Linked DNA regions of Homo sapiens: all the other regions are linked to region 2. A link is a loop called in an ENCODE intact Hi-C map of the cell type or tissue named here. Cell type or tissue: heart right ventricle. All regions are shown on one strand. Links, peaks and the distances in the headings refer to the core of each region. The heading gives the core; the rest is flanking DNA. Region 1 overlaps LDLRAD4 (low density lipoprotein receptor class A domain containing 4). Region 2 holds the start of LDLRAD4 (low density lipoprotein receptor class A domain containing 4). Region 3 overlaps LDLRAD4 (low density lipoprotein receptor class A domain containing 4).

Region 1 (9,936 bases), core at 831-8,830, 92 kb before region 2:
ACTTCTAGACTCAAGCAATCCTTCTGCCTCAGCCTCCTCAGTAGCTAGGACTACAGACACATGTCATCATACCAGGCTAATTTCTGTACATTTTGTAGGGATGGGGTCTCTTTATGTTACCCAGGCTGATCTCAAACTCCTGGCCTCAAGTGGTACTCCCGCCTTAGCATCCTGAAGTTTTGATGTGTGAGCCACTGCGCCTGGCCCTCAACTTGTTTTGTTAATGATGCCTTCCTGTGGTCCTTTAAGTATATACAGGTTGAATATCATTATTTGAAATGCTTGGGACAAGAAGCATTTTGAATTTTGGATTTTTTCAGATTTTGGAATATCTGCATGTACATAATGAGATATCTTCAGGATGAGGCAGAAGCCTAAACAGAAAATTCATTTATGTTTCACATACACCTTACACATATAATTTTATACAATATTATTAATGATTGTGTGCATGAAATGAAGTTTAAACTGCCACCCGGCACCATGGTCAGCTGTGGAATTCTCCACTTGCAGTCAGCACTCAAAAAGTTTCAGATTTGGCCGGGCACGGTGGCTCATGCCTGTAATCCTAGCACTTTGGGAGGCCGAGGCGGGCGGATCTTGAGGTCAGGAGATCAAAACCATCCTGGCTAACACGGTGAAACCCCGTCTCTACTAAAAATACAAAAGAAAAAATAGCCGGGTGTGGTGGTGGGCGCCTGTAGTCCCAGCTACTCGGGAGGCTGAGGCAGGAGAATGGCGTGAACCCGGGAGGGGAGGCTTGCAGTGAGCCAAGATCGCACCACTGCACTCCAGCCTGGGCAACAGAGCAAGACTCCGTCTCAAAAAAAAAAAAAAAAGTTTCAGATTTGAGGGTGTTTGGGATTTCAGATTCTCAGCTTAGTGATGCTCAGCCTGTAACTATTCCTACAGGTTTTTATTTTCCAGGTGAGCCACAGGCGGCATGGAAATGCAGAACTCCTTTCCGGACTCAGGCCTTTGGGCATACCCTCCACATCCAGGCCCGCCTTCCCTCAAGAGCACAGTGCCAGCAGCATCGCCAGCTGTCACAATGCCCAATGCTTTAGCATTTAAAGACCTCTACGAAATATCCCCTGAGAACATGGCGACAACCAGCTGGAAACATTGCCCAGTGTGGCCGGCGTTCTGAGGATGACACTCATCCTCAGAGGACACTCTGAGAGGTGTCCAGCAGTGTCACCCACGGCTGGAAAGCGACTCCTTAGCAGTCCCTGGGAGTGTGGCAGAAGCCAAGCCCGGAGGGCCATCAGAGCTTCCTGCCACCCGCAACACCGCCACCAGGATGCACAAAGACTCTTTCACATGAGGGTGGATCGGTAGGCAGGTGCCAGGAGGCCTGAGTGGGCTCTGTTGCACCCACCATCCACCCCTGACAAAGACTGAAGTCAGTCCCTGTCTGGCTTTTTGAGGGTGGGATGGGGTCTTATTTGTGTTTGTGTCCCACCCATTACATGTCCTGGTACTCAGAAGCACCCAGTAAGCTCTCATGGACTCAACAGCTGAATGGACAGATGAATGAATGGATCTGAAATATAAGATAGGAAAGGCCATATCCATCCTCTGTCTTCCCCAACAATAGAGTTTTTATTTGCCCTTATCCTTTATCTGCCCTTTGAGGGAGGTATCACTTTCTGCATTTTACAGAGGAGGGAGCTGAGACTCTGTGAGTTATGTAATATACCTAAGGCTACAGAAATGCTAGCGGATGTAACAGGGATTGAACTTACGTCTCTCTGGATCCAGAATCTGCATCTTTCCAACATGTCAAATCATCTCCTTAGCAAAAGTCTGACTCTGCAAAATTTCTCAAGTAAAATATAAGAATAAGGAAAAATAAATACATTAATTTATGGATTTAATCTCAGATGATCTACAGTAAATGAGATAAGCCAAAACATGACAAAGCACACAACCAAACTGATGCTCAAAACCCACCTGGAAGCTGTTATTCCAGATGCAAACAGTGAGTGACTCAGAACCCTCAGGTTCCTGGGAAGGAGCTAAGGTCAAGACTGAGGGAGGAAGAGGAGGTGAAGGGGCGGGTAGGGGTCCAGGCAGCTGTCACTGCCTGCTCCATACCCCCAGCAGCATCCACAAAGCCCTGCTCTGGCTTTCCTGGTTCTTCCACACCCATGCTGCTGGCCTCTCTGATTAGATTATACCGCAAAACCTCTAGGGCAAGGACTGTCTTTTTTCCTTTTCAACCACAACGTCTATCACCATGCTACACATGGTCCTAATTCTATCCAACTGCATGTCCTTGCAGGCCCACCAATATCTCCCTTTTTTTTTTTTAAGAGACAGAGTCTCACTCTGTCACCCAGGCTGGAGGAGGGCAGTGGTGCCATGATCATAGCTCACTTCAGCATCGACCTCCTGCCTCAAGTGATCCTCCCACCTCAGCCTCCTAAGTGTCTAGGACAACAGGTGTACACCACCACACCCGGCTAATTTTTTTTTTTTTTTTTGGTAGAGACAGGGGTCTCACTATGTTGCGCAGGCTGACCTCAAGCTCCTAGCCTCAAGCAATCCGATCCCCCAACCTCAGCCTCCCAACATGCTGGGATTCCTGGCGTGAGACACCATGCCGAGGTTCAATGTCTCCTCTGAAAGGAAAGAAGTGGACAAAGCCATTCTGCAGATTCCCAACACTGTCACCGAGGCTGCCCGCACAGCTCTATTATCTGTCCTGAAGCATTGTTAAGAGACTGCGCTATCGTTCCATTGACAGTTTGAAGTTCAGTGACAGAATTATCTGGAGAGGGCAGACCCTGTGGGATGAAGGCCACACAGCTTCAGTCACAAAAGAAGGGCTATGTGCACCCATCACCAAGACACCCAGTGTCTGTGAGTCTTTGGTACAGTCACTGAAGGCCCTCTCTCCCACCTTTCCTTCACCCCTCACTGTCCCTCAGACCCCACTCTCATGCACACCTCCCGAGCCACAGGAAATACTCCACAAAGACACATCACATCTAAGATCTTATTTTAAGTGATCAAGGTCTAGGCAAACAGTTTTATGACTGACTCTAACTTGTTTTTAAGAGAAGGTTATTTCCTTTATGGCCTTCAACATGTTTAATACTGATTATTAAGAGTGCTAGAGTGCCCACAGGAGAAGGGGGGCTCCCCTCCTCACATACCAACCCCTAAGTCCTCAGTAAACTCACACAGACAAAAACAATTCTGTAAGTAATAAACGTAACAGGCTTGGCACATCTAATAATTACTTGGAAGAGAAATTGGGACTGGAATGCACAGAAAACAACCTATTTGGGATTTGCTTTTCACCGGCGAAGTCATCATCATCCGGCTCATGAATTCCCAAGGCCACTTGATGGGCGTTCATTACCAGTACGCGAAGCCACTCTAGAATGGCACTCTAAGAACCGTACCCCAGCTCCCAGCAAAGCCAGAGGTCTTCCCTGTGACTGCCCACAATCCACGCCATGGTGTGCAGGGCAAGTGGGGCCGGGTCGCTCACAGGCCTCTGCACCAAGGACAAGCCTCTAACTTAAAGTCTAATCTGCCTCTGCTGAGAACATGCCTTAGTTTTTCATCTTTGGTGATAATTACAATCTCCTTCCAGCTATGGGCAATGGAAAAATGTAGTAAGAATATCTTACTATTTTAAATAAAGTCAAGAAGACAGGACCAAAGCAAAGTATATGAAACCAAAAGCAAACATAACTTTTGGCTACAGTGGTTCTATAGCCACTGTGTCTCAAAATCCAGAAGCCACAAAAGAAAATATTCACACCTATGACCACATAAACATCAAAACTCCAGCCTGGCAAAAATCAAAGTGAAAAGACAAATGCAAAAACAAATTTAAAAGACAAATAACAAAAACTTGGAAACAGTATCTGCATGCGTTATCACGCATTAGGGAAGTCTGCTTCCCTAATACATAAAGCACTCCTAGCAATCCAAGAGAGAAAGTTCAACAACCACAAACACACATGGCTCTGATGTGAAACACGCGCAGCCTCCCTTCCAGTAAAAGAAATGCAAATTCAAACTATGTTTAGATACCATTTCTCACCTTTCCAAAACTGTGGTGACCCAGTCTACCAGTGAGGATGTGGTCGAACAGGCACCTTCGCCCACCTTTCACACAATCGCGCCTCAGAGTACACCAGCACAGGCCCCAGGAAGGGCGACTTGGTGATGTCAACCAAAGCCACAAATGCACACGCTCTGGCCTTGGCACATCCAATTGCAGAAATTCATCCTAAAGGTACACGTGCATGTTTGAGAATTGAAATTAAGAGAAATAAAATATATTATTCATTGTACTTTGTCTATAATAGCAAAATTTGGAATTAAGTCAAAGGTTCATCAATAGAGGACTGGTTATGTAAACTGGCATGTCTATTAAATGGGACACCAGATGGCTGTAAACAAAGGCAGAGGAGAGGTGTGGGGCGGCGGGTGGGACAAGAAAAAAGGGAAGCTTTCTGTGTGCGGACGTGGAAGGATCTGTAAGGCACATTGAGTGTCGAAAGCATGGTACAGGAAAATGGGCTTGATGAAGGGTGGAGGTGGCTAATTTGTTTTTAAAGTTGTTTATAAATGCATACAGAAATTCTAGAAGGATATATAAGAAACACGACTGCAGAGACAAGGCAGGGACAGAGTGGACAGCAGCAGGCATGAATGAATGCCTTTGATAATTGATTTTATTTCTGAACCATCTGATAGTTGCCCTTAAATAGAGGTTAGGGATGCCAGCCCGCTCCACGGTCAAAAATCCAAGTATAGCTTTTGACTCCCAAAAATGTAACTACTAATGGCCTATTGTTGACCATTACGGATAATATAAACTGCCAATTAACACACATTTTCAATGTTATATGTATTATGCATATACTTACAGTATTCTTATAATACAGTATACTACAGAAAAGAAAATGTTATTTAAAAAATTAGGGGCCAGGCATGGCAGCTCATGCCTGTAATCCCAACACTTTGGGAGGCTGAAGGGGGAGGATCACTTGAGGCCAGGAGTTTGAGACCAGCTTGGGCAACATAGTGAGACCCCCTTCTCCTCAAAATAAATGTAAAAATTAGTCAGGAGTGGTGACATGCCCTGTGGTCCCAGCTACCTGGGAGGTTGAGGTGGGAGGATCACTTGAACCTGACAGGTCAAGGCTGCAGGGTGCCAAGATGGCACCACTGCACTCAGCCTGGGCAACACTGCAAGACCCTGTCTCTTAAAAAATTTTTTTTTAATTAAAAAAAGAAAATCATAAGAAAGAGAAAATATATTTAGTATTCAGTAAGTGGAAGTGAACCATCATAAAGTTCTTCATTCTCGTTATCTTCACATTGAGTACGCTGAGGGGAGGAGGGAGAGTCAGGGTTGGCCATGCTGTCTCAGGCGGGGCAGAGACAGAAGCGATGAAGGAGGTGGGAACCGGGACAGGAAAGGCACGCACACTTGGTGTAACTTCACAAAACACACTGCAATTTCCATCTGCCTTTTTTGCTTTTTCATTTATCTAAGTGTTTCTAAACAGCACCAATTCTTCTTCCCCTGTTTGTTTAGTTTCAGTGCCCACTTCATAGACGGATTCATGTCATAAAAGAAGTCAAAAGCAGTCTGAATAACTGGAACCCTTCTGCCAGACTGTCTAATGTCAATTTATTTTCTGGCACTGCTTCTTCTATGTTTTTTTCCCATCACCTGGCCCTGGTTTGGAAGTACTTATCTCCATTAAGTCGTCCTGTGTTAATTCCTCTGGTGTGGTGTCTACTAGCTCTTGAATTTCTCCAAGATCCATATCTTGAAATCCTTCCTTCCCCCTCTCCCCTGGCGCACCTTTTTATTTTTTTTGCCATAGCCACAGTCTCTTTCATGATTTCCTTGGTTGGCTCTGTTGCAAATCCCATGAAGTCATGCACAACATCTGGACAGAGTTTTCTGCAGCAGGAATTTATTGTTTCGGGTTTGATAGCTCTCACAGTTTTTTCTGTTACAACAGTGGCACCTTCAATGGTGAAATCCTTTCAGATTTTCCTGACCTTCTCTCTATCAGGGTTCTCCTTCACAGCGTTATTATCCTTTCCATAGAACGCCGTGTGTAATGAGCCTTAAAGGTCCTTTTGAGACCCTGATCTAGAGGCTGATATGAGATGTCTTATTTGAGGGCAAATAGACCATTTCAGTCTTCAGCCTTCAGTGTTGAACTCATGGGGTTCTGGGTGGCCAGGGGCACTGTCCAGTATTGAAAGAAGTTTAAAAGGCAGTCTCTTACTGGCAACGTACTTCCTGACTTCAGGGACAAAACACTGATGGAACTAATCCAGGAAAAGAGTTCTCACTGTCCAGGCCTTCTTGTTCTACAATCAAAAGACTGGCAGCTGGTGTTCACCTTTTTCCTTCAAGGCTCAGGGGCCGTCCTGTTCATAAACCCAACTGCATTTGCACAAAATGATAAGAGTTAGCCTATCCATGCTGCTTCTCTTCCTTACTAATAAATGTCCTTTGTAGCTTTTTTTTCCAGAATAGACCACTTTCATCTGCATTTATAAACCTATAGAGGCAGATATTCTTTCTCCTCAATGATTTTCTTAATGGTATCTGGGAACTCAACTGCTGCTTCTCCTATTATCTTGACTTTTTTTTAAGCCAAATCTCTTTCTAAAATTATCAAACCATCCCTTGCTGGCACTGAATTCTCCATCTTTAGATCCTTTGCATTTCTTTTGCTTTGTCATATAACGACTTTGCTTTTTCTCAAATCTTATTAGAGTCTATAGGTGAGCTTTCTAATAGCCATCCTTCTACCATATAAAAGCTGCATTTTCAATACAAGATACAAAGGTATTTTGCAAAAAGTGCAAAGTTTTTGTGCCTGTTGGCATATAGCTGCAGTGACGGCTTCACAAATTTCCTTTTCTTTTTTCCAGTGGTTCTTATGCTGGTTTCATTTATCTTGAAATGGCAAAAGGTAACCACAGCTGCCAACCTCAATCTACAGCACAAATCGAGCAATTCAACTTCTTCTTGCAATGTCATGACTTTTCTCTGCTTCTTGGGAGCACTTCCAGCATCACTAGGGGTACTTCCTATGGGTTTGGGTCCCATGTTGCTCTTCGAGGCTTATGGTATTGCAGGAAATACAGTGAAAATATGCAAGAACCTCAAGAGATTCCTTTTCACTGTGACATGAAATTTACTGTTGAGAAGAACTGCTCATGCGGAGATGATAAGGATCACATAGTGTCTTAAGTGGATACTGAAAAAACTTGAGCTGACCACAATAGCAACCAGATGTGGCTACAAAATTATTACAGTAGTATAGCAATGGACTACAGTTAATTTTATGCAGTTATGATTTAATACTACATCTTTGTGTTTGCGTTACATTTCTCGACTGCAAATGGTACCATGTATATATGTAAGTGTGTGCATAAGTTTTGATAAGATTTAACTTTTTATAACAGGTACGCATATATTTTACAGTAATAAAAATGACAAAATAGACTAGTATCTACATATATTTTATGCATTCATGACATGCCTAACTTTGTCTTAATTTTTTTCAATATTTCTAGGCTACGAGATTCATATGCAAGTTTATTCAAATATTTGAAAATCTCCAAAAATTTCCAATATATTTATTGAAAAAAATCTGTATACAAGTAGGCCCACACAGTTTCAACCCATGTTGTACAAGAGTCAACTAAGTTTTTCAGTTTTTCAACTGTGAAATGATAAACACGCCCTCCGTCAGCAGGCTGACGCATGCAGGCTGAGTCTGCCTTCCTCACACTCCTTCCGTCTGCTGTGTCATCTTCCCTGTCCCCATCCCTAGGGATCCCTCCTACACCCCCACAGCAGGACCAGGTTTAGCAGTCTCCCATCTTCAGGTCTGTGTCCATGACAAGGAGTTTCATAAAATGGAAATTATTCTTGAATATCATAATTTGAAACCAAAACAAATGGGGCCCATTGCCCAAACCTGCAGCAGGTTAAACTCAAAAGGGCTGATGTTGCCATGACAAGGATTGAAGCGTGTGTCGGTGTATACAGGGCAGTGGCTGCCTGGCCTCATTCCTCAGGGGAGTCTGAAAGAACCACCTTCCCAGCCCTCCCCAGCAGCTTCCAGGTGGCCTGCCCCACAGCCTGTGCTGCGACAGCATGCTGGGGACTCCCTGAAGTCATCCCTGCTGCACGAGACCATTCTGACCAAGCCAGGCCCAACACAGAGATACAGACCTGACACTAGCACCAAGAGGGCCATCTCCCATCTCTGCACTCTTCAACATGTGAGTACCAACCAACTGTGAGCTCAGGAAATCTTCTTTGAAAAACTAACTCCTCCTCCTCCCCTTCCCCACGCTGCCCACACCATACAGTCACAACATTCTACAGAGGAACCACCTTTCAGCCAGAGATGCTGAGAGGTGGAGACCTCTAGGAATATCTAAGGTCCAACTCCTGTGCAACATCCACCAAGATGAGCCCTGAGTGTGGAAGCCGGGAAGCCGCCCAGGTCCTGGCCTGGGAGCCTGTGCACTGGAGTCCAGGACTGCAGCAGCAGGGCTGCCTCCCGGGGGGACCAGACCCCAGGACCCTGGATCCACCCCTGGCGGTGCAGGACTCTACTCAAATCCTTCCAGGTGCTTGCTTTGCCTGAAAAATTCCAGAAATGACTTCCTGGTGACAACTGCACTGTCTACCAACACTTCAGGCCATAGTTTGCAGATGACTCGTGGGCCTTTGTACAACTGAAGCTCATTCCTTCTTTTCATCACATCTTATGGAGCAGCTAGGATCTCCTTAGCCCTCTTACTAGGAGAACCTGGTGCTTATCTAGCTAATGCCTTCAACAAGAGGTCCCCAGAAAGATGCATGGGCTTCCCATTCCTAAGAGGGTTCTGTTCTATTTTGGGGGTTTTTCATCTTCCTTTCTCTTTTTCTTGGGGAGTGAGGAGGAGGGGGATTCATTTAAAAGATTTAGCTCATGTAGAAAATAACTCCCTTTTTCTTTCATCAAAAGGAAAGTCTCGGACAGGAGCAGTAGCTCGCACCTGTAATCCTAGGGCTTTGGGAGGCCAAGGCAAAAGGACTGCTTGAGCCCAGGAGTTTGAGACCAGCCCAGGCAACATAACGAGAGCCCCTCTCTACAAGAAAGGAAAGAAGGAAGGAGAAAAGGAGAGAAGGAGGGCAGGGAAGGAAACGGGGAGAGAGAGAGAAAGAGCGAGAGAAAGGAAGAAAGACAAAAAAAACTAGCTGGCATGGTGGCATGCACCTGTAGTCCTAGCTACTCAGGAGGCTGAGGAGGAAAGATTGCTGGAACCCAGGAGCTGAGGCTGCAGTGAGCTATGATCGTACCACTGCACTTCAGCCTGGGCATCAGAGTGAGACCCTGCCTCTAGGGAAAAAAAATTGTCTTCAGAAGACAAAGTTAACCTATTTCCCCCTCAACGGATCTGACGAGACATCTGGGCCGGGGTCTAGGCACCACATGGCTGCTGTCCAGCATGTGCCCTGCAGGGGTGCACTCCTGCCCTCCGGTGCCTTCCCTGTGGGCAGCTCTGAGGTCAGCTGAGTGCCCAGGGCAGACAGCCCCAGGCCACTGGAGAAGTCTAAAGAATCTGTCTATTCATTAAAGCCTACCCCCAATAAATCTTTCTAAAAAGCAGGAACCAAAAGCTTTCCTCTTGGACCATGGCCAAGTTCTCATTTTACAGTCAGCAGCAGGTCGGGCTCCAAATCTGCATATAACAGTAACTGCATGTAACATAACTGCACTGCATGTAACATAACTGCACGTAACATAACTCCATATAACAAAACTGCATAAACATGACTGCATGTAACACAACTGCATGTAACATAACAGCATGTAACAGTAACTGCATGTACCATAACTGCATAAACATAACAACTGCATGTACCAT
Region 2 (9,936 bases), core at 757-8,756:
ATGAGAAGAAACATGGCAAGGACTACCAGAAAGATCAGAGCAGTCTACAATTTCAAGAATTCCTGCCCAGGGCCCTGAGGTGGCTTTGGTTTTACGTGATGACGTAGAGCAGTCACCTCCCACCCACCACAAGGAGACTTTATGCTGGCTACATGCAGAGACGTCAGGAGCTCAGGGATCTCTGCTGGACTGCCTGCCAGAAACCATGCACAAGGAGCAAAAGTCACTCTCCTCTGACTGTGCTTCCCTATCAGTCAGGGAGGTTACCCCTGCAGCAGCCCAGAGCAAAAACAGAGAGCGTCCCAGGAGCTATGAGGCTGGTCTGCCAGGCTGCTAAGTCAACCAAGACTACAGCACAGTCCCAAACTGTAAACACCTCTGCAGACGGGCCCTTGCTCTCCGCGTGCCAGGCAAGAAAACTATTCTTAGAACACTGTCAGCAGTTGGGGGAAAATAAATATTTGTCTATGTATGTATATACTCCAGTGGGAGTAGGGTGGGGTGCAGGAGTCTCAAATAATGTGCCAACAAATTGGCACAAAATCCCTTAATAAGCAGCTGGCACTGGCTGCGTTCCACTGCAGGATTGTGGTCTTGCAAACCAAGCCCATGAGAGGATTCAAGAGACAGCCCTAAAAACCTGCCGGGAAGAGTCTTCTCCAATGTAAATACAAACCTACACGAACCAGGACCATGGCCAACAATGGCAAGCCCTTCCAAGGGTAACAGCAGAATGTTAAGAAATTAGAGAGGTCATTTAAAACAAGGGAGGAAGGTAGCTACAATTCCATTACAGCAAATCCCTTACTGGCATTTACATTCCCAGCCCTAATTCCTAACACTGTGTTCAATGTCAATAGCAAAATGAAGCTCTTAAAAAGAATTAAGCTTTCAAAGATCATAAGGAAGTTAGCCCCCTGTTTTAAAAAGCACTGCTTAGAAAGGTCCATCAAATAACATTTCAAGGGTTGATGGGAAACCAAATATAATTCAATAAATATACATGGGTAATACTCAGACATCCTCATTTGTCTATGTAATGACTCAGATTTGACACTCTGATCCTTGACTGAACACAAAGACTATATTCCAGAAGAATTGTGCAGAGTACAAAGGGAGAGTTACAGATGACAACACACTCGAGTTAAAGACTAGAAAAGACAATACCATATACAGAATGCAGACATGACTTGATGCAATGGCAGTCTCCCTGTGCAGACTTTGCAGAACCTTCTCTGTCATTCAATACTCAGTCCTGAAGCTCCAGGGAAGATACAGAGAGGAGGATGCCATTCTTGGCTAGCCAAACCGGCAGAAAGGGCCGTTTTTAAAAGGAAGCTTCCCAGCACTAGCCCTTCGAGAAGGCACCAACCTCCTTACCAGCCATAGGACCCTATTTTTGAGAGTCAATGCTGCTCACCATCTCTATCCACCTCTACTGCAAATAACTTACTAATACTAGCGCTCAGAACCCACATTCTGTGCAGCTACTCTTACCTCACATCCTACAATGCCTAACACATAGTAGGCCCTCAATAAATATGTATTGCAATGGTAATTAACATTTAGAAAGCAGCGCTGGTCCGGGGATGAGAAGATGCCAAAATAATTAGAAAAGAGAAAAAGAGAAGGGAATAGACCAAGACACAGAGGAAAAGAAAAGAAGCAAATCAAAATTATCTAATTCTAGCTAATTAAAAAATTTTGGGGGAAAAACAAAAATCATGCTAGTTCATGCGGCTATGGGCACACAGCAACCATTCCTGTGCCTGGGCAGAGCTAAGGAGTCCTGCTTGCTTTAAAGAGCTTCTAGCTGCCCTGACTGGCGACGAGGTGTCCCTCCAGGTAGGTGACCCAAGAACGCTGTACTCTCGGATGCGCCTTCCCCCAGTGCCGCCCACCCACCATGCGTCCCTGTCGTCCTGAAAACCTCTGCCTCATCGGGAAACCTTCTCCTTTTCCAATTAAAAAAAAAAAAAAAAAAGTTTAAACAAGCAAATGCCCTCTCCGCCACGATAGCGATTTAACCTAAACCGAACCCACTGTCTTCCACCGGTGTACTCACAGGGCGCGCCCCCAGGCCCACCCGGGGCGGCGCACCGGGAAGGGGTCCCGAGGAAGCTTCCTAAAGGCTGTGCAGGGCAGACCCCTTCACAAAGGCAAGTGCCGGGCCGGGCTGGGTGCTTGTCGCTTCCTGTTTATTCCAAGGTGAGGGGCAGAGAGAAATTCAACACACGCCTGCTTCCTCCGGGGCTCGGAGACCCAGCCTAAGTGCAACAGCAGCAGCCCCAGACAATCGACTTCCCAGCCAATGCCGGGAGCTCCGGGCGGTCCCGCGACCGACGTCAACGCGCGCGGGGGGACCCGGGGGGACGCCGGGTGAAGCGGGCCCGAGGGGCCGGGGCCGGGGAGCGCGCGGTGCAGGATGCGGGACTGAGGGGCTGCGGGGCTTGGCCCGCCCCCTCCTTCCCGCAAACTCCCCGGTCAGGTCCTGCAGGATCTTCCCGCTTCCCGCTGACCTCCAGTCCCTGCCCGCCACGGCTCGCCGAGGCCTAGGGGCGCGGAGACAGTTGGGGCTGCCATCCGCGCGCCCATCCTGGCCTCCGGGCGGTGCAGAATTCAGTCTTGCAACCGCGGGACACCCTGCGCCCCAGGGCACCAGGAAACAGAAAACGGGGTGGGGGTCGGCGAAGTCCCTCCACCGGCGTAACCCCGCCCGCGGGCCAGCCCCGGATCCCCGCCGTGCCCACCGGCAAGCCCACCCGGACCAAGCCTCACAGACCTCGCGCGCTCGGCGCCCAGCTTCTCCCTCCGGCCCCAGCCGACGGCGCAGGCTCGCGGACGTCCAGTTCCCAAAGCGTCCGGTTCCCGAGTCCCCCGCCACCCCTCCCTCCGGAGCGCAGCGGTGAACTTGGGCCAGAAGCCCCGACCACTGCGGCCACCTCGGGTCCGCACTCACCTGGGCCGCCCCCCCGGAGCGGAGGCGGGGACTGCCCGCAGTGCGGCTCCGCGGCCACCGGCCCTGCTGGCCAGGGGGAGGGGCGCTGTGCGGGGCGCGGCAGGGGGCGCGCGGCGGGCCGGCGGGGAGCGCGGCGCGCCGGGGTTCTTTAAGAGCTGAGGACCTCACCCCCGGGCCTCCCCCGCGCTCCCCGCCCTGCTTCCACTTTCCCAGGCACCCGCAGCCTGTCTGGCTGCAGCGGCGGCAGCGGCTCAGTGGCTTGCAGGGGATCCCCGGCCGGCCGCGGCGGCGCGCGGAGCGGGCAGGGCCAACGCACTCGCCTGCTAATCCCGCCGGGCCCGGTCCGCAGCCTCAGCGCGGGGAGAGAGGGGACGCGGCGCTGCGGCCGCCGGGGAGGTGTCCCGCCTCCAGTCGCCGGAGGGGGGAGTGTCCCGCCTCCCGCCGCCGTCGCCGCCGTCTGTCTCCAGCCGTGACTGCGCGCCGCGGCTGTGTCTGTCTCCAACTCCTCCAGTCTCTCCTCCTCCTTCCCACTCCGCGGTGGGGACCCGGCGCGCGGCCAGGCCGCGGGTACCGGGGCCGCCGTGGCGGGGGCTCAGGGGTCCCCGGCTCACAGGCTGCGCCGACCCCTGCGGGGGGCGGGCCCGGAGGCCGGGGGTGGGCAGTGGGGGAGGCGCGCGGGCGCCGAGGCCGCGGGACCCGGGGCCGCACTCCCGCCCAGGGCTCGGGCCCGCGTGGCGCGCGCCCACCGCCGGCCGCACGGGGAACTCCAAGCCGAGCGCAGAGTACGCTGCAGGGGCGCCCGGAGGAGCCGGCTCGCTGCCCGCAGGCCGGGGGCGGTTTCGGGAGGCTGGGGGCGCGTTCCAGCACAGAGTACCTCGCGGGCTGCGTGTGCACCACGGGCCGCGGGACCTCGGGCAGCCGCCTAGAGACGTGCAGTCGGGCGGCAGGACACTTAGTAGGACGGAGCAGTGCTCGGCGAGCCTTGAGGAGCTTGAGGCGCCCCCGGACCCCACCTGGTCGCCCCCTTAGTATCCTGCCCTCTTTAAAGGAAATGGCTCCTGCCTAGAAGGTCAGATGGATTCTTCGCGCTGTGACCCTTTCTCCTTGAAGGACCTACACCTCCTGTGAAGACCATTTCGGACTTGACCTCCACCTGAGTGCAGACTTTGTTCAGAAGTACACGCATTGCCTCCAGCCACCCCTACCATGTTTGATGGGGGATTGGTTACTGCCAGAGCATATGAGCATTTTAACCCAATTTTATTGCAGTCACCAAAATTAGTTCGCCTCTGCCAAAATTAACCCCCCTGCAGACATATCAAAATACTACACTAAGCAGGGGTTTCAGGCTGGGTTTAAGATAGATGCAGCTGATTAAAGGAGTGAACATTTTCAACTGTCCCCACACACCCCCCAAAAAGTTGTCCAGTTCATATTTCCGTAATGTCAGAGAAATGAATCTTTTGAAACCTACGTTTTGTCTAATTTGTCAGTGACTTTTTAGTTAGTGAAATGTTGGCTGAATTCAGTTTCCCTTAAGCCCTCAGCTCTCAGCTATGGTGGTAATTGCCGCTAGCCTTTGATCAGTGCTCATATGTGATGTAATAATAACTACCATTCATGGAGCGCTTCTGTGCTAAGCGCTTTACATGGATTGTCTGATTGAGTCCTCACAATAACTGGGAGCTATTACTTCTCCATTTTACACATGACGAAGTTGAGGCTAGAAGGATTTAGTAATTTGTCCTCAGACCACAAAGAGATGGTTTTACATCCCTAACTAGCTGCATAGAAAGCTGGGAGCTGAACCAGCATGCCATACTGCCACCTACCTACAGCAGCGCTGACAGTTCTTCAGCTCAGCCCGCAAACCAGCCAGCATCTGCCCTGTGCCCGGCAATGAGCCCGCTCCAGCTGGGAATGCCCAGGTCCTGGTCTAACTGAGAAGCTTGTAGCAGGGGAACTTTGAACCTGGCTGCCTGGGTAAACTTTTTTAAATGAGCAATAAGCTGATAAGTGCTTCACACAGGTTATCCTAATCTGACAAGCATATACTTAGTTTATATTTAATGTCCACAAATGCAAAACTCACATGCTTTGGGGTTGGAGAAACTGTGCTCTTGCCCTCTTTAGGTAGAAAAAGAAATGACTTTTTCCATCTAAACGCCCCATGGACAATGAAGAAGAAAAGTTTTTCCAAAACCACAAAGCAATGCCTTCTATTTCACTTGCACATAATTTCTCTGTGTCTAACTTAACCGCCTTAAATTGAGGGCTGAATTTTAAAATCATAATCTCAATTTCTACCATTTGTGATGAATCTCAATCTCGTGTTGCCCTTTCTTATCTTATTTATAACTAGAAACTGCTGCGGCTCTGTATTTCTATCTCTAGAAAATATGGGAGGAACCTGTCCCTGTGTTTTCTTTTTTTTGTTTTGTTTTGTTTTGTTTTTTGAGGCGGAGTCTCGCTCTGTCGCCCAAGCTGGAGTGCAATGGCGTGATCTCGGCTCACTGCAAACCCCGCCTCCCAGGTTCATGCCATTCTCCTGCCTCAGCCTCCCGAGTAGCTGGGACTACAGGTGCCCGCCACCACGCCCAACTAATTTTTTGTATTTTTAATAGAGACGGGGTTTCACCGTGTCAGCCAGGATGGTCTCGATCTCCTGACCTCGTGATCCGCCCGCCTTGGCCTCCCAAAGTGCTGGGATTACAGGCGTGAGCCACCGTGCCCGGCCTGTCCCTGTGTTTCCTACTCAGTCCTCCCTGTATTTGTTTTCCACTTCAGCTATTCCCTCCCACACCCTTCCAGACACACACACTCTCCCTATAGCAATGCTAAGAGTTCGAGGTACTTAGATGTAAGTTTGCTCTCTGTAAAATGCAACATGATTCTACATCGGCTTCATCCTGACCATTCGCTCATTCCAAGGGCCCAGACTGAAGCGCAGCAGAGCGGAGACTTTGTTTTGCTCCGTTGGTGGAGAACTTGGACCCCAGTACACAGAATAGTGCCTGACACAAGGGGCTCAAAGGGTTTTTTGGAATGAATGGTACCTTAGTATTGGGATAGATGAGTAAACAATATTGAGATAAATATTACTAAAATTGGGTGGAAATCAACTGAAATTGGTTTCAAAGAGTGAGAGGTGAAAAAGATTATTTTTCACTGTCAATCCTTGCAGCCTGTCTCATGTCAATTATACCCTGGCCATACTTAGTCCATAGAAGTTTGCTAGTCAGTCATCTAAGGAGACATAAATAGAAAAGGGAAACATGAACGAATGTTGAGAAAAAGGGAATTTGAGGGCCAAGTGACCTCAAGTTGAATGTGAATTTGAGAACACAATTTTGTTTCTTGGATCTCATGCATAACATTTAAATGAAATTTATCCAATATGATTCATCCTATGCCTTGTACTCTTTAATTTAAATGAGAAATAGAAGGAAATGAGAAAGAGAAGCTTCATGTGGGTAATTCTGGTCCTGGAGAAGTGGGAGCCCCGCTCTAGATTCTCAGGACCAGAATCTACGATGAGCAGCCCCGGAGCAAGGGCTCTGTCCCTGAGCCTGGACGACTTCTCCTGCGCGTTTCGCCCCAACACGCAGCATCGCCACACCTCAGCGTCTATCTGTACACTGGAAGTAATAGTTACTACTTCATGGGGTCTTCTGTGACACTGGCCAAGTCCCCATCTGCATACCCATCCCCTCCCTGGGATCCTGTGGACCCCGCTGCTCCAGGACCCACCAACCTCATTCACTTCCTTTGGGATCAGGTTGAAAATCACACAGGATGGAAAGAGAAGTGTTCTGCAGGCAACTTCTGCTCTCAGCCTGGCTGCAGAGCTCTCTCCTTGGGCAAAAGCCACAGCACCTGCTCTCTCCTTAGGGGCCAGGGAGTGAAGACAAAGGGAAAACACAGCAAGAAAGAAAGAAATGTGTGACCTCAAAGACAATCCATCCAGACATATTTGTGTGTGGTATCTACACATTACATCGCTGAAAAATGATGAAGCGTTTCCTGAGCTGTGATACATGTACTGTCAGATCTCTTACAAATATTACAGTACCTAAAGTTTCCCCAGCCCTGCGCACACCTCCCGCATCTCAGTCTGTACAGCCACAGCTCTATCTGTCCTGTTGCCAAGGTGGCCCCCAAGTCCCCTGCACCCCACAGAGCATCCCAGGGTAGCTGAGTCTTCCCTGAGCTCTGGGTCTCTGAGGCTGCAGTGATGGCTGCTGGTTTGAGGTGGCCTCTGAGGCCTCCCTTCTGAATTCTCCATTTCTCTCTGACACATGGTTCAGTCAGCTGTCTACTGGGGTATAAATTGCCAGCAAGTTAAGTGTTGAGCAAGGTACCCGGCCCAAAAGGTAAATAAATAAATGTTTATTTACTTTTCAATAAATATTAGCTTCCTTCAGTCCTTTTCACTGCCTTACAAGCAAGGACAAGCTCTGGTGAGTTTATACTGTGTCAGCTGAGCCGTGCGGGTCCCATGCTTCCCAGAATTCCTTCCCTGCAAGGTTCCAGGTCCAGTTGGCCGCAGAGAAAGTTGTGTGAGATTTGGAAGGAGGAAGGCAAGTCGCCGTTTGCAGCGTCTTGTGGGGTTCCAGGTGCTGTGAAGCCCTCACACCTCCTTTACCTGAGGTCCCCTTGTCCCCACTGGGCCTCCCCCCGAAGCATCCCCAGTCCCGGGTGAGGAATGTGAGAAGGGCACCTGTGGAGAAGGGCACCCTCCTCGTCCTCAGGTCACCAGTATCCCTGAGGTTGAAGGAGTGTGAGACGGCCCAGGCTGCCCTGTCCTCAAGGGCTCCAGGTGTCCCCGTGAGTGTGGTTTGTCCTCACTCTGCCTGCGGGCCTGCCAGTCCCAGAGCCATGGCCTCCCACGGCTTCTCACCAGCCACAGCGGCCCATCATAAATCCCTGGTCCCAGGCTGCTTTCAGAGGCTCTGCTTTTTCATCAAACACTGACGGAGGCAGGATTGTGTGCCTCTGCATCTCCCTGTCCCGCTGGTGAGGGGTCGTTTGTAGAGAACATAGCAATGTGGCTTTCCTTACCGGAACGTGCTCCATAAGAAAAGGGCGAATTCCTTGAAAAGGTCCCTTACGGAAGAAGATACTTAAGTAGCCAACAAGCATGGGAAGAGGTACTCGCTCGGTTTGCACTGAACTCACGAAATAGCACACCCACTAGAATGGCTGAGGTTGGAAACAGTGACAATTGTAAACATTCACCAGGGTAAGGAGTCAGTAGAACCTGCATCCCAGCAATTCTCCTCCTGCGAGGGCACAAGAGGACTGAGGGCAGATGTCCAACAAATGGCACCCACGAGGAGCTTCATGCTGGCTTGCTCAAACGCAAGAGAAAAAAACTGGAAATAACCCGAATGTCCATCAGGGAAAAAAGATAAATAAATTTTGGTACACCCGTGTAATGGAAGATTACAGAGTAGTTTAAAAACCGTGAAACTAATGAGCAGTGATATTGAGCTTTTTAAAATATGTTTGTTGGCCACATGTGTTTTCTTTTGAGAAGTGTCTGCTCGTGTCCTTTGCCCACTTTTTAATTGGATTATTTATTTTTTTCTTGTAAATTTGCCACTATCCTCAGCAAACTAACACGGGAACAGAAAACCAAACACCTCATGTTCTCACTTATACGTGGGAGCTGAACAATGAGAACACATGGACACAGGGAGGGGAACAACACACACACTGGGGCCTGTCAGGGGAGAGCGGGTGGCGGTGGTGGGAAGAGCATCAGGTTAAATAGCTAATGCATGCCGGGCTTAATACCTAGGTGATGGGTTGATGGGTGGAGCAAACCATCATGGCACACATTTACCTATGTAACAAACCTGCACGTCCTGCACATGGACCCCGGAAATTAAAATAAAATAAAATTTTTTTAAACCCATGAAACTGCTGGCACACACAACATGGATAAATGCCACAAAAACTTATTTGAATGACAGAATTCAGGCTCAAAAGAATAGTAACATATGGTTTTATTTGTGTGATGTTCCAAAACAGGAGAAGCTAACCGATGATGATAGAAGTTAGATCCATGGTCACTCAGGATGGTAGTGGGTGGGAAGGGGCAAGAGAGCCCTTGGGGGAGAGGGAAATGATCTGTCTTCATCTAGTGTGGTTGCAGGGGTATATGCATATGTAAAAATTCATTAGCTTTATGCTAGTGAATTCATTAGCTGTGTGTAAACGTCATACACATTTATATTATAACACCACATTTTTAAGGTTTTGCAAAAAGGGAACTCTTGGATGTGGGAGGACTTTGTAAGGCGGGGTCACTCAGCAGCAGAGCCAGCTCTCTCAGGCGGGGAAAAGCAGAGAGGCAGTCTGCCCACTGGATTAGACTCCCCAGACACCTCGCAGGCCTCCTCCCTCCACAGGAAAGGGCTCAGCTCACTCCCCTGGGCTGAATGAAGTGCCGCTGAGGAGTGCCTGAAGCTCATTGCCTGCAGACACTCACGCTGCACTGAGGCTTTAAACAGCTCATTTCCACTCCATTCCTTGACACGCCTTTGGAAGCTGCCTTTGGCATTCTTTTTTTTTTTTTTTAATTATACTTTAAGTTCTAGGGTACATGTGCACAAAACGCAGGTTTGTTACATATGTATACATGTGCCACGTTGGTGTGCTGCACCAGTTAACTCATTATTTACATTAGGTATATCTCCTTATGCTATCCCTCCCCACTCCTCCTCCCCCACGACAGGCCCCGGTGTGTGATGTTCCCCACCCTGTGTCCAAGTGTTCTCATTGTTCAGTTCCCACCTATGAGTGAGAACATGCAGTGTTTGGTTTTCTGTCCTTGCGATAGTTTGCTCAGAATGATGCTTTCCAGTTTCATTCATGTCCCTACAAAGGACATGAACTCATCATTTTTTATGGCTGCATAGTATTCCATGGTGTATATGTGCCACATTTTCTTCATCCAGTCTATCATTGAT
Region 3 (9,936 bases), core at 854-8,853, 74 kb before region 2:
AGATGCCAAAATGGGGTCTCCCTACTGCTGCCATATTTGCTGAAGCAACTTCCCCCTTAGGAATGCTGTTGGTCCAATTCCTCAGCCTGAAACAGAGATTCCACAATTTGCTTCTTTCAGGGCAAGAAGGGTTTACCTATGAATCCAACGCATGACCTTTATTGCGCTTGATACTACAAAGTCCTTGTGCATATGCCTAAAATCAGACCAGCCGGTCCCCAGTACACTCCCTTTTCCTAAGCATTTTCTAAAGACAGAATTCATGTTCCTGTCCAGCAAGAATACAGTCTCTCAGCTACTCCACATAAAAAACAAGCTAAAAAGACAACTTTTTTTTTTTTTTTTTACTATTTTACATATCAGGCTGTGACACTCAAACAAGTAGGTAGGCTGTCCTAATATCAAGTGTGATGTAAAAAGTCTGCAACCGGAATTTTCCTAGTGACCATTAAGACTCTCATTTTCAGTGGGCTCCACAACATCCTCCTCATCCGCCTGTGTCCCCGAGCGCAGGCCACCCCAGATGGGCCAGGCAGCAGTGAAGAGCCCTCTCTACAGCTCCACCGCCTAGGAAGGCTGGGACCTCAGGAGGTCGCGTGACCTCTCACATCTACTTCCTCACTTGTCATTGAGGGGTTTTAGTTCTATGAGATAGCTTTGGTCTCTTTCTGTTCTAAAGAAAAGACGTAACTCACTCTTCTATAATAACAGCTACATTTTAAGCCACCACAGACCTCATCCTTTTGATGACAAAAATGCCTTGCCATGCATTCAGGTCGAGTGATTAAGCCTTGTGGAGAAGGGGCCGTTATCTTGGTCAACGCTTCCGCACACCGGCTGGGCCGTCTGTCTGACGTGCCCCCAGCCCTCAGGTGCTGCCAAGAGCAGCCACCTGGACCACCTTCAGCCCTTTCATCGCGGACAGAAACTGCACTTCCCATGCACACTTCTCAGCTTACTTTACAGAGTTAAACTTAAATCACCGGAGGTTAATTAACCCATTTATGCGCAGTGTTCCATTATTGGAACGCTAAGCATGTGGGAGTTATTTATATCCTACTGCTCAAGGTCATTGCCAAGGTCTGATTTTTCACACGTCTGCAATTCAAAAAATTGCAACCTCCGGCATAAAAGGGTTTAAAAGGAGAACCACTGAGACAAATCTGCCATTCCAACTTCAGAAACAACTGAGTGACTGCTGACCTGGTATTAAAGTGCTCCTCTGGCCCCAGAAGCCTGTGAGCCTGACTCCTATGTGATCCCTAAGGTTGGACAGTGCCAGGAACAAAGCGTTTTCTGGAACCTAAAGCAAGGGGGGAAAGCCGCATTTTTAGAAAGTTTAAAAGTAAAGTTTACATGTAGCTTCAAAGGGGTGATCAGTGGAAGTGACAATGACTAATGAGATAAAACTGCCACCTGAAAATTAACATGCAATGCGGAAACACGGAGAGGGAAAGGGACATTTATCCAAGATGTCTTACTTAGAGAGACAGTCAGACTTTGTAAAAGAGAAAAGTATTCTAAAGTTATGATTTAATCCAGAAATGCACCAGAGATAACCCTTCTCCTTGTTGCTCTCCTTCTGTGACAGCAATGACAGGCTGGTGTGCACAATATTTCCGATATTTTTGCCCAACTAGACACTGGCCTGGCCAGCTCATTTGTATGGGGTTTGCATAGGTTTGCATAACTTCTACATGAGGAGGTGTTTGCTCCATGCATCTATCCTTAATTCAATAATTTCGGTATCTGTTCAGAGGTGGTAGAGGGGAAACAGAAGCCATAAAATAATCACAGTCAAATACTGCTGATTTAGAGAAAGCACACAAACACACACACTCACACAGGAGATTGGCTACAGGTCGTCTATGTGGCAAAACGTCACAGCAGCAACCTGGAATATTGTCTCCTCTCCTTTTACCCCACCCAGGACTAAATGAATATGTCTAGAAAAGGGTGAGTTTTCCAAAAATTGACCACAGGCCATAGGAAAGACATAAAACCAAATTACACATTTCAGTGCTTCAAAGACTGTCAAAAACTGTAATGTAGCCAAGAGCTCAACCAGTGATTTCAAGTTTGTGTTTTCAGCATGCATCCACCTTTTAAGTTAAGATGTCAGCAGTGAAGGTTCACAGCATTCCTGGGACGTGGTGCTCGAGCCCCAGAACCAAAGCTCGCCTGCCTCCAGGGCATTCTCTCCAAGACCTCGCTGAACTCGTGGAATCCGCATGGCCTCCGTCATCGTCTCATTTCCGGGCATCCCCGGGGTTGGAAAACTCCTAGATCTCTCTCCAGTGGCCTTTGTGCCCTGGAATTATTGAGGCAATTCAGTAACGGGATCGCCAATGAAAAACTTGTATCAGGAGTGTTGATCTCCCACAAAGTAGAAGGCCACCTACTGCTGCCTCATTAATTGCAAAATAAATCCTCCATGCAATAACCAGAAAACACTGTGCTGCTAAGTGAAGAAAGCAGAAACCAAGAAAGATCTTTCCACGCCTCATGGTATTCAGTCCCTCCTAGGGCTCCCTTATGCTTCAATTTCTGCACCTAGAGGCATGATTTGTAAAGGTTTTCAACATTTCCATGACAGAACTGGGCCTGAGAAAGCCCACCCCAATGGCATCCTCTCTCCTTTCTCAAAACGTACTGGAGATGTTTCATTTCATGGGATATTGTAAGGGCTAACCCACAGCCTACGGATGGGAGAATGTCTAGAATGTTTCTAAATGCCAAAAATATTTTATAACTCTAATGTTCCTGACCTGCCATCATCTCAAGCCACATAACCATCTGAATTAGTGGGAGAAAGTGACAGGAACAGAGCGCAGATCACAGGGCCACAAATATGCCCAGGGCACGCCCAGGCATTGTGCCAGCAGCCCACCCACAGACAGTCTATGAGCACAGCAAGGTGCACCCAGTGCTGCTGTTTGCCACGTGCCACTGAAGCACCCAAGCCAGTGAATGAGGAGAGTAATCTGGCCTGCAGACATGCTCTACCATTATCTCCATCCACCCCACAGCCAGACAGCCGGCAAGCTCCTAGAGGCCAGGGAACTTCTGAATCCCACAGTGCTTCACTGACCCCAGCTGCACCTCTGAAGGGCACACAGCAAATGCATGTGGACAGACTACACTAAAAACACCCAACTTCTGTTTGGTAGCCTAGAAGGGAAAATTTCGTTTCACTGGGATATCTTCCAAAATTTCATCAAATTGGCTCAAAAAGTAACCAAGCAGTCAGCCCAACAGATTTCAGGGCCATATTTTCCTGGTAAATGAAAAACGCCCCATGCTGGGACCTCTGCTTGGTATACCCAGTCAATCTTAAGCATAAAAAAGCACAATCTTCAAGAAAAATTGTACGCTCAAGAATGCAAGAGAAAATTACATTGGTCATGAAATGGCACATTCTAATTCCTCAGAAACATTGCTTCGTTAAAATTCAGGAGTTTTTAAAGATCGATCACACTTATACTGATGAGACCCTCATTGTTCCTGAGAGTCTTCAGATCTAGTTGTGGCTTTGGGGTAACTCAGCTGGGATTCAGACGGGCCAGCCTGCAGAGCCTACTGTGGGCGAAGGAAGAGCTGTGCCTGTGAGGAGGTGAGAGGTGCTCCAGACACCCAGGGACCCGGCCAGGTCCCCGCAGCTCAAGCTACACGTTCTGCAACCACAGCCCGATCATCACAGCCATCTGCGCCTCACCCTCTGCAACTGTACAATTTGATTTGTCCAAGGCTTTTGCCAGCGCCAACATTTTATAGTTTCCTTCAGCAAATACTCAATAACTATGTATTGAATAAATAAGTGAATGAGTGAATGAGCTTCCAAACTAACAATTGCTTTTGCCTTCCAACACCTCTGTTGGTGGCAGAGGGCTTTGTGGCTGATTATGTCATTTGTCATTTTGTTTTCTGGAGCACAACAGATTGAGCCTCAGTTGGAGAGGTGTAAAGACGTCAGCAAACAGACCGGCTGGGGAAGGAGAGGCGGCGTGGATGTGTGTGCCACTCTTCAGACACGCTCCTGAGCAGATACTGTGCTGTGACTCAGAGGCCCAAACTCCATCCAGACTTGGTAAACAGCCTGTTTTAGGTTTATTTAGTTTTGCTATTGATCATAAACTGAGAAAATACTTCAGAGTTTAGTTAGCCCCAGGAAATTAAAATCCCCATGTGTCACAAAAGAAGGGCTGACTGGGCCCCTGGGCAGAGCTGCCTTTCTCTCAGGAAGCCACGGTGCAGAGCAGGGCCTGCGGGTCTGTTCACTGGGGTTGAAAGTGTGGTCCTTATGTAGACTGCACCCTCAGATATTCTTATAGGCCAATGATCTTAGAGGCAAAGTCTGGTATAAATGAACTGTGATTTAAATTAATGGATAAAAGGTGTTTCTGTTCTTCTGGTATAATCTAACTTCTGAGAATGCACCAGCACCTGACTTCTACTTTAGTTTTATATCTCACTAAATCCACAAATCAGGAGTAGCTCACACATCTGAAGGTAAACAACAAAACTCTTTTAAGATACCCTAATTTTTTACATGTGCAAGAAGCAGGTGCCAAAAAATGCCTAAAACAAACGCAGATCTTTTTTTTTTTTAAAGAATACCTGTCTGAAGAATAAAGAAAGAAAAACAAGCAAATGAAGAAAGCAAATTAGTGGAAACTTTCAATAGCTATCAATTCTTCCAGCCAAGCAAAAAGTGCATAATTTAGGGTTCTATGGTTCAGGATCATTTTACCCAGAATAAGTTAAGATATATTGAGATAGTTGGAGAATGCTTAAGATATAAACAACGATTAATGGACAGGAGGCTGCTACAAACTCTGAAACTATCTGCAAGCCAAACATTTTAGGTATGTAAAAGGTTAACTGATACTTTTCTATGGAAAACCAGGGACAGGAAGGAATCCCCAGCCCCTCTTCCTCTTCAAGGATCAAGGCACTGAGGACCCTGAGAATTATGGGGAAACAGAATCATCTAGTTTGACAATAACCAGGGGGAAGAATGGGTGCCCCATCAGCAAAGGGGAGGCACCAACTACCCAGGCCCTGCCGGCTCCTCCAGCTGTGCTCAGATGGGAGGACTGAGGTCTCCCCACAGGGTACAGCCCCACACAGTTACTGAGCCCACCACGTCTGCCCACACAGTAAAACTCCCCAACAGGGTATGGGAAGGGCAGGAATCTGCTGTCCTGACCGGAACATCCAGAATGTTCCCATGGTTCTCCTAGAGGCTGCTGAACCTCTTCCAGGAGCCCCCAATATCACAAGGAAGGCTGAGATATGATGGGATTATTCTTCATGTAGGAGGAAGCCTATTCTTGAAGACAAGTCTTCACCTCTAGAAGCTCGAGCACCCAACTTCAGCAAGAAGGAATTTACATCTGGCATTCTGCAACCCAGCTGTTCTCTCCACCTCCCATCTCTCCACGGCAGTCCCAATGGCTCAGGACTGGACACAGCTGGGTCTGTGGCTGAGCATAGAGACAGACGGCCCCATAATTTTAGCAATGACTCATCTCTCTTTTACTTTGCAAAGTATGACAGTGGCCAGCTAGCAAACTTCATCACAGTCTTATTTATGCTTTCTTCACTGAAGCTCCCAAAAGATGGAGTCGGTGTTTTTGTTCAACTGTAAATTAAAGACAGATGACACTCCTGAAGATTTCGTGTTAAGTGATTAGTCAAGTAACTGGCCATATAGTACTAAATTCTACTTATATTTACACACTTATGAATCCTTGAACAGTTCAATGTTCTGCAATCTACAAAATGCTTTTACTCCCTTTAACACTGTTAGTCACCACAAATAGTCTAGGCCTCAAATAATCTCTCATTTCCTCAGTTTATACACCTATGCAATGAGACAAATGAGAAAGTGAATATGATGTGATTTAAGTCCCTAGGAACTAAACCATTATGCGTGCTGGAACTGAACAATTTTACTTTTAGAACTCAGAAGACTGACACAAGAGCATATTCAAAACAACTGCTAAACAGCTCCAGTGCTGGGACCTTTACAGCCATGTGGAAAATACCAAGCAGTGGAGCCTTCTGAATTGTTGCAAAGAGGAACAGAGTCCCAGCTCCTTATGAGGCCTGACTGGTGTTTCTAAAAGTCCCCAGATGTCAAAATGCCTGAAGGCTTGGGGCTTGGATGAGGCTGTTTCCACAGTGCCTAAGTTCTCCTGCCAAAGCTCTGTGCTTGTTCATTTCTTTCCTAGGTGGTGTTTTAAGTGCTTCTAAGTAGGACAGTCATATCAGGAGGTCCTCATGCTTTGCGGGTGTCATCACAGTGCAGAAGGTGCGGTCAATTGCCATGGTCTGTGGGGCTGCTACCGTGGCCCCGTGACTCACCTTGCAGAGTGACCACGGTCTGCAGGGCTGCTACCGTGGCCCGTGACTCACCTTGCAGAGTGACCACGGTCTGTGGGGCTGCTACCGTGGCCCCGTGACTCACCTTGCAGAGTGACCACGGTCTGTGGGGCTGCTACCGTGGCCCCGTGACTCACCTTGCAGAGTGACCACGGTCTGCGGGGCTGCTACTGTGGCCCCATGACTCACCTTGCAGAGTGACTTCTGCATGGCTTTTCTTTCATAGTCACTATATTGCGCTAACACCTTTACAGATTATTTTTAGATTGTTGAAATAGAATTTTTCAGCAATATTTTAACTTGAAATAGCCAAAGTTGTGTATCTGGTCCTATTAGCAACTAAATTTTTCTTTACTATAAATTGGACACAATTTTAATATAAACAACTCTAATATGGATAGCTAAACTAATCTTTCAGTTTCAATACACGTGTCCTTTAAACAGATAGGGAAGAGACCTTTATCAGTGTAATTTTGGCTAAGCTAATGGAAGGTGGCTAAAAGGATATCATTTTCCTTTATTCACCTGAAGTTGAGGTTGGGACATTTGCCTATTTCATTCTGCATTACATTCAACTCACATTTATCTAGAGGATTATAAAACTGCCAGACATTTTACTGATTAAAACCACCACCCAAATATTACAATTAGGATTACTACAGAAGTAAATCCTCAGTTCAAAATGTGAAAGGAATACAAATTAGTAATTGTTCCCATTCCACCTTCTTCACGGAATAGAGTGATCACTTTGGAGAGGATAATAGTAGCATCTGGTCATTTATCTGACGGCTTCTACGTTTATATGAGATTTTCTAAAAATACCTAAACACCCAAATTACTAAATTAAAACTAGTTATGCAGGTACATTTTGCCTTAATGTCTTTGCCTCTTGTGAGATAAGGTTTTTAACGTTTTTCTCTGTATTGAACCAATGTCAGTATTTTCTAGTCATTCTTCCACTAATTATTCTAAATTGTAGGAAGCTTATATTAATTACTTGCATTTTCTCTGAAATAAATATTTGATTACCAGGTTTCAATTGGGACTAAATCCAATCCTCATAATAAGTGTTTCTCTCTCCATCCATCCACACTAAGTTCAATGTGAAATCAGAAGAGTGTAGGAATAAGAATTTGGGCACCTCCCGCCCCACCCCATAACCTGAGGGCAGACAGTGGAGAAGGTTACAGAAGCCCACACCATAGGGTGGCGCCGTCGTAGTCACCAGCCAATTACTTATCCAGAGGATGTCCCCACCCTGCACCCACTCTCCAGAGGGAAGCACCGGGTAGTTTCTCTTTATCAGATACAACTCAAGAGATACAGAAGGCAAACTCATTTCAACCTTACTGTTTAAACTCATGGCCTTCAGTGATCCTCCTACCTGGGCTAAACGTTAAAAAGTGTTAACAACTGTTTTTTGAAAAATCATGAAAAACAAACAAAAACTTGATAACAGAACAGATCATCCTGATTATACTATAATAAATGTCATTACAGCACCAAGATCAAGACATCTGAGTGTATCTTTCTGTACTTTATGGGACAGTATTTCATAGAAAGATATACTAAGATATTTGCAGACTTCTCCTGCTCTCCAGAGGGCTGCTTTCTTATTTCCTCTACGTCCTGGTGGGGATTGTGCTGTTGCGGGTGACACCAAGTCTCTGTGTGTGGTGACTTCTCCCAGCCTGACTGCTTTCTAGCCAATCTCCAGTCATTTCCCCACATTTGCCCTCCAGACGCATCCAGCCACACGGGCTGGTCCAGGCTCTCCACTCGGAGTGAGCGCCACCTCCTAGGCTGCTGTCTCCGCTCAGACCACCTTCTCTTTACCCAAGACTGAAGCCCAAAAGTCACTCTGCAATCCACCTTCTGCCCCACCTGCCCTGCACATTCCAGCTACCAACACAATCGGCGCACGGATCCCTCCACCCCAGGCCTCTTCTCCACAGCTGTTGCTTCAGCTCAGGCCCTGTCCCCCAGGCCAGGGACAGCTCCTCACTGTCCTTCCTGGCTGGCCCTCTCAGCTTCCGTCTCCTTCTCCACTGACTCCCACCCTCAGCCACCAGACTCAGCTTCCTAAACACGCATCTAATGACACTGTCTCCTCTGAAAAGTGCAGTGGTTCCCACATCGTATGGGATAATCTATGCAGAGCATTCAAAACCTCATGGCGCCAGGAGGTCGAGGCCAGCCCGGGCAACATAGTGAGACCTCATCTCTACAAAACATTTTAAAAGTTAGCTGGGCATGGTGACACACACCTGTATTCCCAACTACTCAGGAGGCTGAGGCAGGAAGATTGCTTGAACCAGTAAGTTGAGGCTGCAGTGAGCTATGATTGTGCCACTGCACTCCAGCCTGGGTGGCAAAGCAAGACCCTGTCTCTAAAAATAAATAAATAACAAAACTCTATAGTTTGACCCTAACTTTCTTTTCCAACTGTATCTCTAGCTCTCGTCTTCCTGTTCCAAGGACAACATAATATGAGTCAGCTTTAAAATGGAAGGAGATTCTGAGATAGGCTCCAATGTGTGTGAACCCTGAAGACTTTATGCTAAGTGAAATACACTAGACACAAAAGGACAAATACTGCATGATTCCACTTATGAGGTATGTAGAGCAGTCAAAATCATAGAGACAGAAAGTAGAACCATGGGTGTCAGCGGCTGGAGGGAGAGGGAATGCAGAGTTAATGTTTAATGGGTACACAGTTTTGGTTTGGGAAAATGGAGAGAGTTCTGGAAATGGATGGTGGTGATGGTTGCACAACGTGAATGTACTTAATGCCACAGAACCGTACGCTTAAAAATGGTTAAAATATACTGTTTCCATAGCAACTGAACCATTTTACATTTTTTCCAGCAACACAGAAGGGTTCCAACTTCTCCACATTATGTATATCTTACCACAGTTTTTTTTAAAGGGACAAAAAGTTTGAGAAACAAAGTTAACAGTGTGCTGTGAAAGCTGAGTTGAAGGACTGGCTTGAGTTTCCCCCACCATTCTCTAACAAGGGTGCAGCCTTGACTTCCCTACCACAACCCCCGAGTTTCAAGAAAGACATGGAAAAATGTGGACAGCCCCAGCAAACCAGATCCCAGGACAAAAAGAGGGAAACTGTTAAAGCGTCAGGCTAAGCAGACAGACCCCAGACCCCTTGTGCACAGCGGAACCCTCTCCCAAGCACTGAGCTCACTAAGCTAACCCAGCATCGCCACGAAGCCTCCTGCAGGAAGCACGCCAACTTTAAAATATTATATGAATTTCAAGAAGAAAGCCTACAAAGGAAAAGCCCAGCAGACACCTCCAATGGCCCCCATGTTAAGTTACACAATTGACAACAGAATCCTGTCCCCTGACTGTCCTCGGCAAGCCTGTCCATGTCACCCTCTGCCCACTCATGACACCTCCAATCTGACCATCACTGAAGTGACTGCCCCAAGCCAAATGAACCACACACCTTGTGCTCCACTGCAAGTGCTCTTAACCCTTTCTGGAGGTCAAAACCCTCCTGAGAATCCTATCAAAGCCCTGGCATTCTCC

What was found. A loop is a pair of places that touch in the nucleus more often than their neighbours do. Peaks named below come from ENCODE experiments on the same cell type or tissue, not always from the same donor. Only the 100,000 strongest peaks of a DNase experiment are listed, where the experiment ranks them.
Region 1: a loop joins it to region 2, with 2.8 times the contacts of the local background. A loop is called at or near these places in 11 of 110 quality-filtered maps.
Region 3: it touches region 2 in a loop (3-fold over the local background); 20 of 110 quality-filtered maps call a loop at or near these places.

What each region holds. Positions count from the first base shown.
Region 1 is chr18:13,302,737-13,312,672 of GRCh38, reverse strand. The region is part of intron 2 of LDLRAD4 (low density lipoprotein receptor class A domain containing 4); the gene reads right to left. Among named protein-coding and RNA genes, the nearest start is that of C18orf15, 68 kb to the right of the region's middle. RefSeq lists enhancers at 8,064-8,563, 8,564-9,065. In heart right ventricle, for the core only: no CTCF peak of the experiment used is centred there; no DNase peak of the experiment used is centred there.
Region 2 is chr18:13,211,118-13,221,053 of GRCh38, reverse strand. It overlaps LDLRAD4 (low density lipoprotein receptor class A domain containing 4), which reads right to left and starts at 2,294. Exons shown (of 7, transcript NM_001378100.1): 1 at 2,066-2,294. LOC124904255 (a long non-coding RNA gene) reads left to right here and starts at 3,782. Exons shown (of 2, transcript XR_007066300.1): 1 at 3,782-4,942. RefSeq lists silencers at 3,134-3,503, 3,624-3,673, 3,754-3,803. In heart right ventricle, for the core only: CTCF peaks have their summits at 3,740, 4,591 and 4,799; DNase peaks (open chromatin) are centred at 2,213, 2,773, 3,293, 4,813 and 2 weaker places; H3K4me3 peaks cover 3,518 bases; H3K27ac peaks cover 4,151 bases.
Region 3 is chr18:13,285,233-13,295,168 of GRCh38, reverse strand. All of the region lies in intron 2 of LDLRAD4 (low density lipoprotein receptor class A domain containing 4), which reads right to left. Among named protein-coding and RNA genes, the nearest start is that of C18orf15, 51 kb to the right of the region's middle. RefSeq lists enhancers at 2,900-3,410, 8,300-8,853. In heart right ventricle, for the core only: no CTCF peak of the experiment used is centred there; a DNase peak (open chromatin) is centred at 5,432; H3K27ac peaks cover 1,641 bases.